Regions from separate parts of the Homo sapiens genome. Here region 1 is linked to region 2. The links are chromatin loops, found by intact Hi-C in ENCODE. Cell type or tissue: GM12878. All regions are shown on one strand. Region 1 overlaps LHPP (phospholysine phosphohistidine inorganic pyrophosphate phosphatase). Region 2 overlaps ABRAXAS2 (abraxas 2, BRISC complex subunit).

Region 1 (4,000 bases), 290 kb after region 2:
GGTCACCCCATCTGGGCCGGGGCCTGGCCCGCCCAGCCCACTCCACTCTGGTCTCCAACATTGCAAATTTGTGCAAATACCATTAGAGCCCTCCCCAGTGTCCAGCGTGTTCTAAGAAGCCCTCGTAGCTTGTACTGAGGGATGACGTCATGGGAACTCCCACCCACAGAAGCCCTCCAGGGCCTCAGTGCCCCCTCGAGTGCCCAAGGCATTTGCCTAGACACACACTGTCCCCACGGGTGGTCCCAGGCTCACGCGGGGGTCCTGCAGACAGGCATGAGACTTTCGAGCCTCAGCCTGCCATTCGAGATATGCTAGGGACACCAAACGCCCAGGTGGAATTCCTCAGGGTGGCCATGAGCCGCAACTCCGTTAGGTCTGGGGCTAGCAGAGGCTGGCTCTTCTGCCACCTCAGGAACTGCATCCCATGTGGCCATTTTGAGCCACAGGCAATGTTCTTGCAAGGCAGAGAGCTCCTTCCTGGGCTCTTTCCACAATGAACGCCCGCCACAAAGCAGCCCTCGATAAAGTCAGCCTCCCTCTGATCAAGTTTGGCTCCAGCCCAAATTGTCTATCCTGGTACTGCAGGCTGGTCGTGTCGGCTGTGTCCCCCAAGCACAGTGTGCAGGGGCAGCGGCCCACCTCCAAGCTGCCTCTTGGTGACTCACCATTCTGGGTGGCTCAGAATACATCGCACTCCAGGACTCAGGCACACTGCGTGGGTATGGCAGGCTCTCCTCCGGCCATCCCAGGGCCCAGGGCCACTTTGTGATTTGGGGGGCCCCTTCCTCCATTAAAAAAGCTGTTAAATAATTTAATGGATTTTTGAATTATTATTTCTAAAGTGAGAAAAAACATTAAAACATTTTCTTTGGCCCTAAATGTTCCAGAGATATTTTCCTTCTAATTTTAAAATAAATTAAACATTTTCTTGAGCCCCTAAAGGCATCGTGTGTCCAGAACCTGCTAAAGAAGTGAGCCCAGGTTCCTCTGGATCCAACTCCCGGGAGATCTGGAGCCTAGATCTAGGGCCAGAACTTAGGAGGACTCTGCCCCCTGGTTTTGGTGGCCACCTCAGTGCAGCCTTTGGGGTCCCGGGGCCTCTGTAGGGCCGGCTGGAGAAGATGCTCTTTCTCTCTGCTGCTGCTGGAACCCTGCCTGTGAGTCAAACCATGGAGCACCGTGAACCCCAAGCCACGTTCCAGGCAGCCAAAGTGCAGGGGTGTGCGAGGCCACCCCGAGCAGCCCCGGATCCCCAGCAAAAATGTCACTCAAACTGCAAAGGCAAAACTCAGCTTAAGGGAGCAGGCCAGTGGGGCCAGGAGCACGAGGCTGTGCTGTGCCTCAGGGTGAAGGGCGCTCGGGGAAAGGGAAACTGAGAGCCGTCAGTGGGGTTGGTGGGCGAGCGGCTCCAGGCAGTGGTGAAAAGGCCCCATCCTGCGCAGCCCCCCTGGCCCTAGCCTGGCCACGAAGCAAAGCGGGAGAAACCAGGCTGGGTCCCCGGCCGCAAGTCCCTGCCGCCCCCTGGTGGGAACCCACAGCCGTGTGGACCTGGAGGGCCAGGGCAGGGCTATGTGCCTGGGCTGCAGGACCCTGCTTAGGTGGGAGCCCTCCTTGTCTCGGGAGGCCACAGCACAAGGCACACCTGCCCACCCACCCACAGCATCTCCACCGAAGCGCACAGACACAGAAACAGCACGGCGCTGCATGAACGGCTGGGCCAGGGCACCTGCAGGTAAACCCTCCCCTCCCCACGGTTATCTGGGGACCCAAGTTTCCCTAAATAATCATACTGATGAGAACACCAAGAAAATGAGCAGAAGCGGGTAACTGCTGAACCCTTGCTGTGTGCCAGGAAGTGCGGTGAGTGCTTTTGGCAGGATATCTCATTCTGGTCTCCCCAGCCGTAGGTGGTAGGTACTCTTATTATGTCTATTTTATTTTTTTGAGACAGGGTCTCGCTCTGTCGCCCAGGCTGGAGTGCAGTGGTGCAATCTCAGCTCAATGCAGCCTCAACCTTCTGGGCTCAAACAATCCTCCCACCTCAGCCTCCTGAGTAGCTGGGACTACAGGTGTGTGCCACCATGCCTGACTAATTTTTTTTTTTTTTTTTGAGACAGGGTTTTGCTCTGTCGCCCAGGCTAGAGTGCAGTGGCACGATCTCAGCTCACTGCAACCTCTACTTCCCAGGTTCAAGTGATTCTCCTGCCTCAGCCACCCGAGTAGCTGAGATTACAGGCGTGAGCCACCACGCCTGGCTAATTTTTGTATTTTTAGTAGAGGCGGTCTCGAGCTTCTGGCCTCAAGTGATCCGCTCTCCTTGGCCTCCCAAAGTGCTGGGATTACAAGCATGAGCCACCATGCCCGGCCAAATTTTTGTACTTGTAGTAGAGATGGGGTTTCGCCATGTTGCCCAGGCTGGCTTCAAACTCCTGGGCTCAAGCAATCTGCCAGCCTTGGCCTCCCAAAGTGCTGGGATTACAGGCAGGGCCACCTCACCCGGCCAACTCTGTCCATTTTAAAGATAAGGAAACTGAGGCCCGAAGTGCCCTGAGCAGGACGTGGCCTTGGGTGCTCGAGTGGCTCCGGAGCTGTGCTCATCTTAAAGATATGCCATTGCCTCCCCTTAAGCATTCCAGGTCCACACCCTGGAGAGCTCAGGACGAGGGGAGTCATTTTGGTTTCCTGATGGCAGACGAGCCACAGGAAAAACTTGGGGGTCCTCTGGTATGCCTCAGGACACCCCAGATTTCCTCAAATCACCCGATTCTCTCAATAAGAGGCCCCGAATAACCACTCTCTGCTAGAAGAAGCCCATCTGCCAACGTTGCTGCAAGCTTATTCTCTGATCCCTTGAGGCTCAACTAAAAATAATTCAACTCCTCCAATATTTAGAGAAATGAAGGGCCTTGAAATGTCAGGGAGGCAGCATAAATCCCAGGAAGTGCTTCCCTCCTCTGCCACGCCACGGCTGCAGGAGCTGAGTGGCTGTGAGAGCCTGCACTGGTCAGCAAACGTGGGCTCTGAGGACCATGACTGTCCAAGCAGTTATGACCTCTGGGCAAGTCAGAAACCACCTTGGGTCTCACTTTTCTGTAAAATGGGATGGGAGAGAAGGAGCTAGTTAATTCCCAGGATTCTCCCAGGCATGCGAGTCTCAGAACAACAAATGGACTATCTGGCAACACAATTTCATCCTCCGTCTCTTCCAGGGTCTCAGCAGCACACTCTTCATAGCAGCTGCACGGCCCAGGGCAGTGGTGTGTGGCCCCCAGGTATGGGGCCACAGCGGGCAGGGGGTCCACCCCACCACTTGGGGGGAGGGAGGCCTGTCCACTATCTCCCCTCTGGCAGGCACAAGGTGGAACAGCTCAGAACAAACAGCCTGCTGCTCCTGTGAAGCCACTGGAGTGGGCACTACAGATGCTCCACAGCATCAAAGCCTCCCTTCCTCACAAAAAACATCCCAAAGGGCTGAGAGAAGGCACCCAGGAGACCTCACTGCCAGGAAGTGGAAAGGCAGCAGCAAGGCTGGGAGCTGCTCAGGCCCAGGGAGGCTTACAGACCCCAGGGAGAGTGACCGTGGGTGGGGAGGGTGCTCAGCAAGCTCCTGAAGCCCCACATGGTGAGCCCCGCATGGTGACCCCACATGGTGACCCCGCATGGTGACCCTGCATGGTGAGACTCGCGTGGTGACCCTGCATGGTGAGACTCGTGTGGTGACCCTGCATGGTGAGACTCGCATGGTGACCCCGCATGGCGGGCCCCGCAGGTGGGAGGACCCAGCAGGTGGGTGGGCCTGGGGTGGGAGGCTCAGGGAAGGGGGCCTGGAATGGCAGTGCCTTGGGGCAGTGCTCAGTCAGAGTGGGGTCAAGGACACCACCGAACCCCCAAGAAGGTCTCCTGTCCACCATGGCCCCTTGGCCGTGTCCTTCCCTTTCAGCACACTCGTGGGCCCTGTGGCAGCACATGAAAGGGGCACAGACCCACACACATTCAT
Region 2 (4,000 bases):
GCATGAATCATTATTCCACAGCTTGACTCTGTTCTGGGAAAGCAGATTCTGACTTTCGGATCCTAACTCTATTTGTCAGTTGGAAGACAATTCAAAATTAAAGTAGAATTAAAAGCTTTTGGGCAAGACAAATAAGATGAAAACTAATAAATAAATCAGTTACCTGAACTTTCTCCTGAAGTGCATTATAAACCTGATAAATCGCCCTGATGTCTTTCATCACTCCATCCTTGTCAAAAAAGTCAGTACTGGAAGACAAACAGAAAAAAGATGCCTCAAGGTTATCATAACTGCGGTGAAATGGAAAGGCATTTTTCCTGCCTCTTCCACTTTATTGTTTAAATGCTGTGACTCCGAGGTGACAGTGTTTAAGGAATAATGCCCATACCACAAGAATTACAGAAGAGAAATTTAAAAAACCCATGTTACCAAGATCATTTAAAAAATAATAAAAAGCTATGTATTTTTCAGTGACTATGTTTAGCTTTTAGAACCTCAGAAATAATACTCTATCCAAAACTTTTGTATCAATTACAAAAAATATTGTGGCAAATGATTTAAAAAATTCATAAAAGTAAACTATCTTTTCAACAAGAACAAAATTTTGATACATGCTGGTGGTATCTAGACAATTACCTTACTGTATTCTTCAATTTTAATCATATCAAACTTGGTTTTACATTTTTCCATACACCTTTTAAATGTTATTAACAAAAGAAATATTGCTGACAAAAGAAAAAACTAGCACTTTACCTTTCAACTTACCCATGTTCTTTAATCACTTTGGCATAACTCTGAGAAGTATTTGGCACTGAAGACACTTTGTACTCTTGCTGGCTAGTATTTCCTAGATTGGGAATAGCGAGTGATATCCTCTGATTATACCTATGGGAAAAATTCAGAGAGATCATGTTAAATGTACCATTCTATCATATTCAAGTGAGACTGACAGTCTAAAAAAAAAAAGGGCTGGGTGTGGTGGCTCACACCTCTAATCTCAGCACTTTGGGAGGCCGAGGCAGGCAGATCACCTGAGGTCAGGAGTTCGAGACCAACGCCAGCCTGGCCAACATGGTGAAACCCTGTCTCTACTAAAAATAAAAAAAAAATTAGCCGGGCATGGTGGTGCACACCTGTAGTCTCAGCTACTCGGGAGGCTGAGGCAGGAGAATCACTTGAACCCAGGAGGCGGAGGTTGCAATGAGCCAAGATTGTGCCACTGCACTCCAGCCTGGGCAACAGCAAGACTGTATCTCTAAATAAATAAATAAATAAATAATTTTTTAAAAAGGGCATGCGTGGTGGCATGTGCCTATAGTCCCAGCTACTTAAGAGGCTGAGGTGACAGGATCAGGAGTTCAAGGTGGCAGTGAAATATGATAGTGCCACTGTACTCCAGCCTGGTCACAGGGTAAGACCCTGTCTCCAAAATAATAGTAATAATAAAATTAAAATAAATAAAAGTAATTAACTAAAGCAAGAATGGGGCTTGGTGGTAGGAGTCTTAGTTGCTGACGTTGGTAAACCAACAGGAAGGTCTCACGGAGCACCTCCTTCTACAGACAACCCAAGGATACATGAATTAGTGATGTTTTCCCTTCTGTAAAGTAAAACCTTGCTTATCAACTCCTTGAGAGCACAGGTCATGCCTTACACATCTTTTGTATACTCACAGTGACTGACACAATGCTGAGCCTGTAAGTGCTCAAGAGATACCCACAGATTACATAATGAAATCTTATAAAAACCTTTTTAACAATTAACAATTATTTTCACTGATGTCAATTTAATTTATTCTACAACAAATAAACTTCCAGAGGGAAACCATTTTGCTGTTTACAAACAGACAACATGATCATATAATCATAGGGGTGGTTTTTTTTTTTTTTTGGTTTAACAAGTTCACGATGCAAAACCCTCGTTAACCAGCAGGTGGTTCAATTTCACAATTTTGTATTTGAAATTTATGTTTCAAAATTATAATCAGACTTCCACAGCAATAAAACTACATTTCCACATAGTGGATTATGGAGAAGCAAATGATGATTTCCAGCTATTTATTCCTTATAAGAATTTATGCATAATAAACATGTCTTGTTAATGCTTCTTGATCCAAAAACAATTTTATGTAAATAACTGACAAGAAAAATACCTTCCGTAACCACAAAAAGAGCTAAAGGGAATAATACAAGTTTTTATTTAAAGATGCATAAAGTTTTGGGAGGCCGAGGCAGGTGGATCACCTGAGGTCAGGAGTTCAAAACCAGCCTGGCCAAAATGGGCAAAACCCCGTCTCTACTAAAAATACAAAAAAATTAGCCAGCATGGTGGTGTGTGCCTGTAATCCCAGCTACTCGAGAGGCTGAGGCAAGAGAATCGCTTGAACCTGGGAAGCAGAGGTTGCAGTGAGCCGAGATTGCACCACTGCACTCCAACCTGAGTGACAGAGCTGGACTCTGTCTCAAAAAAAAAAAAAAATGCACTATAATGCACATTTTTGAAGTCACGAATCTCAGTGACTTGTACCAACATCCTTTTTTTTTTTTTTTGAGATGGATTCTTGCTCTGTTGCCAGGCAGGAGTGCAGTGGCACAATCTTGGCTCACTGCAACCTCTGCCTCCAGGTTCAAGCGATTCTTCTGCCTCAGCCTCCCGAGTAGCTGGGAATACAGCCACGTGCCACCACACCCAGCTAATTTTTGAATTTCACCATGTTGGCCAGGATGGTCTCAATCTCTTGACCTCATGATCCATCCGCCTCAGCCTTCCAAAGTGCTGGGATTACAGGCGTAAGCCACCACGCCTGGTCCCAACGTCCTTCTTATATGTGAGGCAGATGGAAAAGCAAGCTTTACCTTCTATTTGGTCTGAAGAGCACATATTCTAAAGCGTGAGTGGAATTGTTGGCAGTGGAGATGAAGCTGAAGAGAAGAAAGACGAGGTCGGGCACGCCGAGGATGCGGGTGAGCTGCTTGTGAAGAACCTGCTCTCTGTAGGACATCTGCTGCTGCGTATTGCGCCGGAATCTGTACCACCCAATGACTTTCTGAAAGAAAAGTGTGAAAAGTTGCATGAAATCTTACAAATTTAATTCTGAATGTATCCATACAAACACACATGCACAAATGTTCATAGTAGCTTTATGTGCAAAAGCCCCACCCTGGAACAACCCAAGCGTCCATGAGCAGGAGCATGGATAAACAGACTGTGCTTCAGGCATATGCTGGAATCCTACTTAGTGATAAAAAGGAACATGAATGAGTCCTAAAATAACTATCCTGAGTGAAAGAAGCTAGACACCTCCTCACTAAAAGAAGTATAGGTTATAGGATTCTATTTGTACAAAATTCTAGAAAATGAAAACTAATCTAGTGACATAAAGAAGATCAGTGGTTAACAGGAATGAGGGGAGAAGGCAGGACTGGAAAGGCACGAGGAAGCTTTTGTAGGTGAAGGAGATGCTCGTTATCTTAATATGGTGATGGTTTCACAAGTTTACACATACATCAAACTTCTAAGAGCATACATTTGAGATATGTGTTATATGTCAATTTTACCTCAACAAATCTATTTTAAAAGTTTAGCTTTTTCAGCTCTAACTATAGCATAACTAAACTGGCTAATGAAACTGTTATGCACTCTGGAAGAATACTTCTCATAATGTGATTTGTTGGTCATCAGGAAGACAGATGACTTCAGAGATATCTGAAAGACTGCTAAAGTGCAGATTCCTGGACCCCATCCCTAAAGTGCAGATTCCTGGACCCCACCCAAATCTGCAGAATCAGAACCTCTCAAGATAGAGCCAGGAATCTGAATTTAAGTAAGTTTCTGAATTTTTCTTTTGCATACTGAAATTTAAAAACATCTGTTTTCAAAACATTTAATTCTTTATTAGAAGATCAATCTTCATACAGCTTCCTTCTTTGAAACCAACTCTGAGTTAAAATCTTGTTTTAAGAAGCAAAGGTAGTTTAAATCTAATAGTGTCATATTAAAA

Evidence for each region. Peaks named below come from ENCODE experiments on the same cell type or tissue, not always from the same donor. Only the 100,000 strongest peaks of a DNase experiment are listed, where the experiment ranks them.
Region 1: it touches region 2 in a loop (12-fold over the local background); 86 of 110 quality-filtered maps call a loop at or near these places.

What each region holds. Positions count from the first base shown.
Region 1 is chr10:124,537,849-124,541,848 of GRCh38, reverse strand. The region is part of intron 6 of LHPP (phospholysine phosphohistidine inorganic pyrophosphate phosphatase); the gene reads right to left. Among named protein-coding and RNA genes, the nearest start is that of LHPP, 78 kb to the right of the region's middle. RefSeq lists an enhancer at 1,512-2,012. In GM12878, a CTCF peak has its summit at 1,528 (motif pointing left); a DNase peak (open chromatin) is centred at 1,852.
Region 2 is chr10:124,825,641-124,829,640 of GRCh38, reverse strand. ABRAXAS2 (abraxas 2, BRISC complex subunit) reads right to left here. Exons shown (of 9, transcript NM_032182.4): 5 at 2,856-3,046; 6 at 766-885; 7 at 164-248. Among named protein-coding and RNA genes, the nearest start is that of ABRAXAS2, 26 kb to the right of the region's middle. In GM12878, a CTCF peak has its summit at 1,931 (motif pointing right); no DNase peak of the experiment used is centred here.